2 separate regions of the Homo sapiens genome follow, and region 1 is linked to region 2. A link is a contact called in ENCODE Hi-C or POLR2A ChIA-PET data. All regions are on one chromosome and are shown on one strand. Each heading gives the region's core, a stretch centred on a gene start or an enhancer-like site at or near the end of the contact. The rest is flanking DNA. Distances are from core to core; before and after follow the strand shown.

Evidence for each region. Hi-C counts contacts between places; a loop is a spot of excess contacts on that map. ChIA-PET counts read pairs that join two places held with the same protein, here RNA polymerase II (POLR2A). Pooled maps may share reads with other maps.
Region 1: a loop to region 2 is called in a pooled map, with 4 times the contacts of the local background. The contact joins two enhancer-like sites. A Hi-C loop is called at or near these places in 17 of 168 maps with a recorded cell type or tissue (A673, Caco-2, DLD1 and 13 more), 1 of 37 single-sample maps with no recorded cell type and 18 of 50 pooled maps. POLR2A ChIA-PET finds 5 or more read pairs at or near these places in 18 of 52 experiments (AG04450, BJ, HEK293T and 13 more).

What each region holds. Positions count from the first base shown.
Region 1 is chr16:11,091,494-11,096,362 of GRCh38, forward strand. All of the region lies in intron 19 of CLEC16A (C-type lectin domain containing 16A), which reads left to right. Among named protein-coding and RNA genes, the nearest start is that of CLEC16A, 150 kb to the left of the region's middle. RefSeq lists enhancers at 1-8, 3,380-3,429. Within about 2 kb of position 2,734, at least 11 of the 41 ENCODE cell types and tissues checked have a DNase peak (open chromatin) inside an H3K27ac peak, as active enhancers do.
Region 2 is chr16:11,136,975-11,141,705 of GRCh38, forward strand. All of the region lies in intron 22 of CLEC16A (C-type lectin domain containing 16A), which reads left to right. Among named protein-coding and RNA genes, the nearest start is that of SOCS1, 120 kb to the right of the region's middle. RefSeq lists enhancers at 3,174-3,752, 3,753-4,330, 4,331-4,731. Within about 2 kb of position 3,242, at least 3 of the 41 ENCODE cell types and tissues checked have a DNase peak (open chromatin) inside an H3K27ac peak, as active enhancers do.

The sequences.
Region 1 (4,869 bases), core at 1,484-3,983, 46 kb before region 2:
GGCCTCCCCCACCTCTGCAGGGCTGTCCTGAGGGGCTGGCACTGCACAGGGAAGGGCGCTGGCTCGGAGATGGGTAGAGTTAGTGGGTAAATGGGTACTCCGCAGAGTCTGACCGCCAGCATTCAAGCTACCTCTGCTGCTTGCCAACCAGGTGACCTCAGCACATGGCTTAACCTGAGCCTCAGGTTTCCTTCATCTGAAAAATGAGGAAAATTGTCAGGAAAGCTTTGAGCACGATGCCTGAAACACAGCAGGCCTCTGATAGGTGTAAGCTCAAGTTCCATGACTCAGGCTGCAGATGATCTGCTAGGCTTTCTGGTAACCCACGGGTAGCTGAACTTGATGCCTGAGCTCCCCCTCGTAAGTTACCCCACTTTTCTTTGCAGGAAAGGTGTGCTTAAGTAACAGGTACTCAGCAGGGGTGTTCTGACACCCTGGGACTGCCATGGGTTTGCTTCCTCAGAAGGCTTCCCCGTCGGCTGCCCTCTCTCACTGTAGGGTCTGCTTGGACTCAGTGTGCAGAAGCCCTCCATTATCGACAGAAAACAAGCTCCTTAAAAACACACTTAGGCCAAGCACAGTGGCTCACGCCTGTAATTTATCCAGCACTTTGGGAGGCAGGTGGACAGATCACTTGAGGTCAGGAGTTCGAGACCAGCCTGGGCAACATGGCAAAACTCCATCTCTACAAAAACGAAAAACTAGCCACGTGTGGTGGTATGCACCTGTAGTCCAAGCTGCTTGGGAAGCTGAGGTGGGAGGATCGCTTGAGCCCAGCAGGTCAAGACTGAAGTGAGCCAAGATCACACCACTGCACTCCAGTCTGGGCGATAGAGTAAGACCTGTCTCAAAAAACAAACAAAAACAAACACACACACACACACACACACACACACACACACACACACATGCCAGGTGTGGTGGTGGGAGCCTGTAGTCCCAGCTACTTGGGAGGCTGAGGCGGGAGGATCACAGCCTCCCGGGAGGTTCCCGTGAGCCAAGATCATACCACTGCACTCCAGCCTGGCTCTGTCTCAAAAACAAAAACACACACAAACACAAAAAAGCCCATGCTTAAACCAATCCCTGGCTTGCAGGCATTTCCAGCATTTCCTTGAACGTTTTTGCAAATACAGATTTGAACATAACTGATTTCAGTTCCTGTCCCCAAAACTTTTGGTTCCTTCCTTCCTTTTGTTCGTGGCACAATGGTGAGAGTAGGTGCTCTGGAGTCAGAATCTATCAGGGTTTGAGGACTGGGTCTGTCGTCTATGAGCTGTATGACTTCGGCCGAGCTTCTGAAACTCTGTGGGCCTCGGTTTCCTCTTCTATAAAACACGGTGGTCGTGACAATTAAATATACTAACAAGCGTTTGATCCATAATAGAATCCCCAATGCATGGTGACTGTCGTTATCCTCATCATCATGACTGTCCCCAGTCTAGTGGGAGACAGGCCAGGAGGCAGGAAGCTCCCCCTACCCCAGTGTCGAGGCCCCCATGGAGCAGGGAGGAGCTGGGATGAGGAGCATCCTTACCTGGGCAATCTGTCCAGACCCATCTCAGGGATCTCCTCCTCCTGTACCCCCCACCACCTCCACTTCCCTGCTGGCTCCTACAGCCTTTGCACCCCCTTCTCATGGTGCTTTTGGGGCATCACATGGTGTGCACCCTCATCTCTTATGAATTCAGCTAGACCTGCTCAGCACAGCAGAGTGAGAGAGAGAAGGGCAGTAGGCTTCACTGGAGTGGCCCTTCCCTGCCATCCCTCACAGTGAGCCTGGGCCCTGGAGTTGGGACATTTGGAGAACAAAGCCACTTTTCCTCAGCCAGTGCGGTTACCGTGGCCATACTCGTCCCAGTGAGTATGAGTCTAGGACTCAAAAAGTGCTTCAAGGCCTCCTAAACCCTAGCTGACACTTCCTGTGGCACTCAGGCAAAGGAACAAACAGGCTTCCAGTGTACAGGCCGGGAGCATGCCCTGCTGGACACTTCAGTGATTCTGCCCGGACTCAAGGGTTGGAAGGTGGGCAGTGACTGGTCACCTTTCTCTTCATATCTATACCGCCTGGCACTGAGGAGTCACCAAATGAATCTGTCTTAAAGCAAAGTGGGCGTATTTTTGAAGAAGTAAATATCAGCCAGGCGCCGAGGGTGGGCAGATGCACCCTGGGCACAGCACAGGTGGAAGAGGGCAGGGCGTGTACAAGACTGAGCAAGAGGAGGTAGAAGGCGAGCCAGGATATGAGGGTGTGGCAGTGCAGAGAAGGGGCCCTGCTGAAGGACAGGAAAGTGGGCTGGGAGCAGCTCCAGGAAGCCCACTTCCATGGCACAGTTAGCAGGGATGAGGTAGCAAGAATGGAGGCGGCAGCTGGTGAAACATGCCTCTCTCATTCACCCCAGGTGAGAGGACAGTGACCCAAGCCACGGTGCGTTCAGGGATGGGGCAGGCTTGGTTAGAAGGGAGGACCCACAGGCTTCCTAGCCTGTTGGGGTGGAGGGGTGACGAGGGTCTTTGGACGACAGGCAGGTCCTATCATGTGCTTGTAGAAGCCATGGTGGTTAATTTCTGCCTTCTTTTGTAACTGTGGCATTAGGAAGCAGGACTGACCCCATTCCTCTAAATCATGCCCTGGTCTCAACCTTTCCTCCAGAGTACTTCCTCTTTTGTACAGGGCCCCTTCCCAGCCTGTGGCTGTCCTAATGAACCACCTTGCTGTGTCACCTTCAGGTGACCAAAGATGAAGGCTCCAGGGGCTCAAAGGGGAAACTGAAGGGTAACATGAGTCAGGGGTTCCAGAGGCTTGACTCAGAAGCTCTGCGCCTGTCCTGGGCAGGCCGAGCCTGATAAGTTTCCAGCCCTAAGGTGTGATTGCAGTAAACCTTCTGGAAGCCAGAGCCGGCTTCATCTACAGATGTGAGGTTTGTGGGAGGAGGCAGAAGTGCTCTTGTGGCTTAACGGGCCCTCTTGGCTCCAGCTGCTCAGAGGAGGGGCAGCTGAGAGCCACACAAGGCCTTGCCTCTGAAGTTTGAAGCATTTACAGGCACCACCTCCCCCCCTACAACTTTTTCCAGGCCACATCAGGCAAGCTCCTTTCTTAAGAACTGACCTTGTGTGTCTCTTTTTGCATCTGAGTTCTTTAGAAAAATCTCTCCCTTTTTTCCTGTGGGGCCCTGCATGCCTGCCTTGGCCCCACTGCCCGAATATGCCTTCTCTCATTTCCCTCCTGCCTCTGCCGTGTAGTTTCTAATGTAGCTCAAATGTGAAAAATTAGGTTTGCATGGTTGCCATGAATTTTACGTGAATCACATTTAAATCAATAAAGCCTGTAGAATGAATCAAGTTATCGTTATTATGAGGTAGCAGGGGGCTATTTAAAGGGGCTGTGGGCCTTTAAGCACATAATGGAAAAAGTTTCCTACTACTGGATGATCCCCGATAAAGCACTTAACCTTTTGCAGCTCTGGGCTCCCTCAGTACCTGTGATGCGTTTGAAGTTTCTACTTTCTTCTTAGCAGGTGTGATCAAGCAGAACTAGAATGAAAGTCACATTTTCCATGACTTGTTTCTTATTTGAACAGTTGCTAATCTTTTTTTTTCTTTTTTTTTTTAAGTGGGTAGTCTTTTAAATGACATTCTGTTTCAAATGTGTGAGCTTGGGATCTTTGATGTAAATAGCAGGAAAAAGTGGGCGGTAATGTTATGGAACGTGGAAAGCCTGCCTTTTCTAGGTCGTGCTTTTAGAGCAAGAACCAGAGAGAAGAAAGAAAGGAAAGAGAAGATGAAAAAGAAAAAAGGCTGTGCAGGGGTCACGGCTGGAAAGGCCCTCATAGCAGCCTGGCACATCATGTTCTGACTCTGGGTGCAGGGCTCCCCCCACCTCCCCATTTTCACCTTGATCAGTCCTGACATTCTCTCCACGGGCCAGCTCTGGTCTGTGTGTTGGGAATGACCACTCCAGGAACAGAGTCCAGGCAGTCAGCATAGCTGAGGGTTTGCCACAGTGCTCTGGACAGTTGAGTAAGACAGGAGCTACAGCCGGGCACGATGGCTCACGCCTGTAATCCCAACACTTTGGGAGGCCGAGGCAGGCAGATCACCTGAGATCAGGAGTTCGAAACCAGCCTGGCCAACATGGTAAAACCCCATCTCTACTAAAAATACAAAAATTAGCTGGGCGTGGTGGCAGGCTCCTGTAATCCCAGCTACCTGGGAGCCTGAGGCAAGAGAATCACTTGAACCCAGGAGGCAGAGGTTGCTATGAGCCGAGATCGTACCGCTGCACTCCACCCTGGGTGACATAGCAAAACTCTGTCTCAAAAAGAAAAAAAAAAAAAAAAAAAAGGGAGCTAGAAGCGTAGCTGTAGCGTAAGATTGGCACCAAAGGAGACCTTCACTTTGGAAGTTAATGGACTCAAACTCCTGGGTTCAAGCAGTCTTCCCACTTCAGCCTCCCAAGTAGCTAGGACTGCAGGTGCACACCATCACACCCAGCCATTACCTTTTAATTACACAAATACTGTGCAAATACCTTGTCTTTGTAAGAAAACAAAACTAAGGCCAGATACCATGGCTCACGCATGTAATCCCAGTTACTTTGGGAGGCTGAGGCGAGGGTTGTGGGGGATCACTTGAGCCCAGGAGTTGGAGACCAGACTGGGCAACATAGCAAGACCCCATCTCTAAAAAAAAAAAATTTTATGTAGCTGGGTGTTGTGGTATTCATCTATAGTCCCAGCTGCTCAGGAGGCTGAGGTGGGAGGATCATTTGAGTCCGGGAAGTCAAGCCTATAGTGAGCTGTGATGGCATCACCGCACTCCATCCTGGGTGACAGAGTGAGACCCTGTCTCAAAAAGTAAAATAAAATA
Region 2 (4,731 bases), core at 1,992-4,491:
GCCCTCCGTTCTGAAGCATATTCAGAGGCAGAACACCTGGAAATCAGGTGAGCTTTGGGAACCCCACATATTCTTGCTGTATTCTACTCCATCGTGTGAACCAAGAGTACAGAAGTCATCAGAGAGCATGACTTGCATCTGTGTCTCAAGTCTGTATCTAAAGGAAAAGTCCATAAAATCACCCAAGGAAACATCCTAAGCCTTTTCTGTTGGTGTTTTTTTTCTTTGCTTCTGAATCATTTGTTTTATCAACCGCAAGTTCTCATTAACAGACAAGTGATAGGAGATGCCAAGGTGTGAAGGCCCCTTTATGGCAGAAAACCGAGAAACGAAAAATTCCTAGCCCTTAATTCTGTATGTAAGTTGATAAAAGTCCATCTTGATTTGATTTTTGCCTTAAAATCTCTCTGACTAGCTCAAAGACAATCCCCTGGAACAAGGTTTGGGAACCACTTCCCAAGAATTAGAGTGCCTTTGGGATCCAAGAAAATGAAATGCCAGCTGGGCGTGGTGGCTCACACCTTTAATCCCAGCACTTTGGGAGGCCGAGGCGAGTGGATCACCTGAGGTCAGGAGTTCCAGACTAGCTGGGTGACAGAGCGAGACTCCATCTAAAAAAAAAAAAAAAAAAAAAAAAGTGAAATGCCAACATGGTGAAATCCCATCTCTACTAAAAATACAAAAAGTAGCCGGGCGTGGTGGTGTGTGCCTGTAGTCCCAGCTACTCAGGAGGCTGAGGCAGGAGAATTGCTTGGACCTGGCAGGTGGAGGTTGCAGTGAACCAAGGTCGCACCACTGCACTCCAGCCTGGGTAACAGAGCGAGACTCCCTCTCAAAAAAAAGGGAAATGCAAATAAGCAGTATTGCCGAGTGCACAGTTGGTGGGAAGGAGAGTTAGTTCGTGAGGACCCACTAAGAATGGGAAAAACCAACTGAATCAAAAGGCAGAGATGCAGCAATAATGGTGCCTCAGAGACAGGCAGAAGCCATTTGATTTTCCACGTGGCCGTTTCCTTCATGCTGCTGATGGCCTCTTCAAAGCACGGCAGCTCCTGGGGGCCAGGGTACGGGACCGCCTGGTGGAGAAGAATTGGGGTAGGGAAAGAATTGGCATTTTTTAAAGGAACTTTTACAATTCCAAGGAAGTGACATGACAAACATGTTGACGAGGGTCAGGAAAAGGAAGGTTGGCTGAGCAAGCGTTTACTAAGGCCCTTGATGAATCAAATAAACACTGCACAGGGCTTACAGAGAAGCCTGGGGTCAGGGGGAGGGACTGTGAGCAAGTCTTGCCAGCTAGTGGGCTCTGTGGTGCTTCTGGCTTGGCACATGCAAAGGTGTGGCTGCAGGGTAGGGATGAACAGAGAGCTGGGAAGCTCAGCAGGGCCCGATAGCAAAGCGCTTTGTGAGCTTGCCCCATGGTTCGAATTTTATCCTAGAAGCAGCAGGAAGCCATTGAAGGTTCTAAGACAGATCAGGGGACATGGGTGGCAAAATGGACTTGGGTTTTAACTGACTGGAGTTGGGAAGGGCAGAGGAGAAGGGTGGAGTGGGAAGGCCACAAGACACATTCTGGCCCCTTCACTGCATGCTCACAGCTGTGCGTCAGGTGATGCCCGTGGGCGGATGAGAAAAGTCCCACAGGCTGGGGTGCGGCCTTCCTTACCTTTCTCTGGCCATTTGCCACTTACTTGTACTATAGGATTATATTGCTTGTTTCAAAAAACCTAAATGACCACTGTTTTCACTCAACAGCGTATCCTGGAGTGTTTTTCATTTTAGTTCGCAGGCGCACCCTCATTCGATTTTGACTGCTGCGATCATCTGGTCAAACCACTGTTCATTGAGCCAGTCCCCTACTGATGGATGTTTAGGTGGTGGCCAATTTTTTGTCCTTTAACAAATAGGCATCTCCAAGTGCCCTTGCGCAAGGGTTTCCTCAGGGTAAATAACCATGAAGTGAAAACAGAAATAGCTACGCTGAGAAACTAACAGGATTTGGTGACCAATTTGACTGAGGGAGTGGGAAGCCACAGAGCTAGCTTAAGGCAAAATCTTAAGAAGGCTTGGTTTCCCTCCCCGAATGTTCTCTGTGCATTTAGCTAGCAAGGGCATCTCGATGATCCCAACTTCTGACCCAACAGTCCTTGTGTGTCTTGTGGGTCTTGTTCTGTCCAGAAGGCCTTCGGGAGTTGTGGTGACTAGAAGGGTCCCCAGGAACTGGTGGGGGTCTCCGGGGTGGCCCACTCATAGCTTGGCTTGTCATCTCAGACAGAACCTCCAAGCTTGGCATGATGGAGACACCAGTGGGTTCTGTTCCCACCTCCTGGCACCTCTGCTGAGGTTACAGCTTTCTACACTTCTTTTCTCTCTATAACCAGAATCCCATGACTAAAATACAGTTTTCTTTATTTGCAGCTGTCCAGCCATGGCATTTAGTATAAATATGCTTTTCTCCAAAAACACACACAGTATTATTTTTTTTAACATCTCAAATTCCCAAAGGGCCAAAAGTCAATATTATCCCAGTGTGATAGGAATGGCTGTTTTGCAACATCTCTTCACACTTACACAGCCTGCTTGCTGAAGCCTCAGAGTAATCACAAAAACACATTCCAAAACCCATCAGCCTGGCTGCTGGATTGTTTTACTGTCTCTGTCACTCCCTGCTGTGAGCTCAGTCCTTGAAAGTCGCCGCCTCAGTTTCCATGTTGAGGGTGAGAAATTCACAGCGTGATTTGGGGAGCAGATGCTTCAACTGTATGAACTGCAAAGTTTGGACTGTGAAGTGCAGTGACTCCTCTGAAAATATTTGCTAGCTGGTAAAATTCAGGCTCATGGCATATGTGGTCTACTTCTAGCCTTACAGACTTATTTAAGGTCCCAGGATAAAAATCCTATTTATTGAATGCCAACTATGTGCTAGGCACTGGGCTAGGTGCTTTACACAAAATAAGGAGATAAGTATGTAAATACTGTATAAAGTTATTAGTCCTACTTTTATAGCTGGGGCAAGCAAGAGTCAGAAAGCAAGGTCCCCTGCCCGGAGTCTCAAAGTTCATCCCTGGAGAGGGTGCCTGCTTCTTCTACCTCTTCTACCGGCTTCCTGAGAACAAAAGTTATCTCTTGTCCTTTGTTCTTTCTCTTCCTGCTAAGTTGATTTGAAGGCTCTGCAGAGCTTCTGGGGTAACCTACGTGCCCCTTTGTTGTGGCTTTCTGAGCACGATGACCTCACCGGCCCACAGCTGGGTCTCCGGTGCTGGGTTCCAGGCACACTCCAGCCTCCTGGCTCACGGATGTCCTGTTGAACCTCACGGATGGCTGGGTGGCAGGAAGAGTCAGTGTGGATGGAATGAGCCTTCCTCAAAAACCCCCACCACCGCTCTTAGTAACCCGGAAAATGCTCTGAAATAGTTGACATTTACAAAGTCTTGGGCATTTGGGGAGAAAAACGTTCTTTTTTTGGCCAGATTTCCAGCATGAAGCCCAAGGGAAATGTCCACGGGCTCAGCACAGTGGTCTAGCATCTCAAAGCAGTGCTTGGCCTGGTGGAGGCCATGGCTTTCCCATCCTGCCCTCTCTCCACATCCAGCAAAGAACAAATGCAGAATCTGGCCTGTCCTCCTGTCCCCACCATGTCCCACAGAGTGGCCCTTTGTGCTGACCCAACACGAAGCACCTGAAAGGCTTGCTCAAGCTGCCGGACTTGAGCAGCTTGAAAGCCACCATCATCAGTGCACCTGCTGTGCCCAGGTGTAAGCCATTGTGTTGTTTAAACTGTGCCACAGCCCTGCCGAGGAAGCCATTGCAATCAAGAGGCTAGGGCCACACACCCTGGAGCCAGACCCCCCAGGTTCAAATCCACACCTACCCCTAGACAACTATGTGATGTCAGGAAGTTCTGTGAAGCTCCTGAGCCTCTGTGTCCCCTTCTTTCAAATGGGGCTGATGATAGGACCTGCCTCACACAGCAGGAGCTTAGCTGGGCCAGCATTTTACATGTGAGTGCTTCACGTTATCGTAGTGTCATAATGGCCACTGCTGTTGAGGAGGGAGCCAGGGCTCAGACGGATAGAGCTGCCTGCCCAAGGTCGCAAGCTCAGGGGTGGCAAGCCAGCACTCCCAGCTTCATGGCCCTGGCTGGAGTCACTTGCAGAGCAGTTGGCCTGGCTCCTCCAGGCTTTTCCGTAGGGTCCTCCCAAGTATTCTAGCCAGTGCTTTTGGGCTCTGCCAGCCATATGGACAGCACCAGGCAGGTAGAGTTCTGAGCACCTGCCCTGTTGGAGCCACCATGGAAGTCACCATCTCTGGCATGGTTCCTTCTTCCAGCCAGTGCACACCAAGTGCCTCCTGCAACCCGTCCTAGGCCCCCGTGCAGAGGACAGCTCACTCACAGGAGGCAGACATGGAAAAGGATGACCATGGGGCCAGGGGGATACCTGAAGTGGTGGGGGCCTCAACAGGGCAAGTCACCCAGAGGGTTCATGCCGCCAGAGCACGGGGTGTGGGGGGCACTGGGTTGTCGGGGACCGTGGGGGATCTGGAGGGGTGCAAGGAGACATGTGAGTTTCATTCTGCGTGCTCTGGGTGGCCTCGGGGCCGCGAAGCAGGGAAGTGGCTGGACCTGACGCATGTCTGTCCAAGCTCCTTGCACGTACCGTGTGGGAAGTGGATTGGAGACAGCAGTGCGGGGCCACTGGGGTCCCACCAGAAACCAGGGCAGCTGGGTGA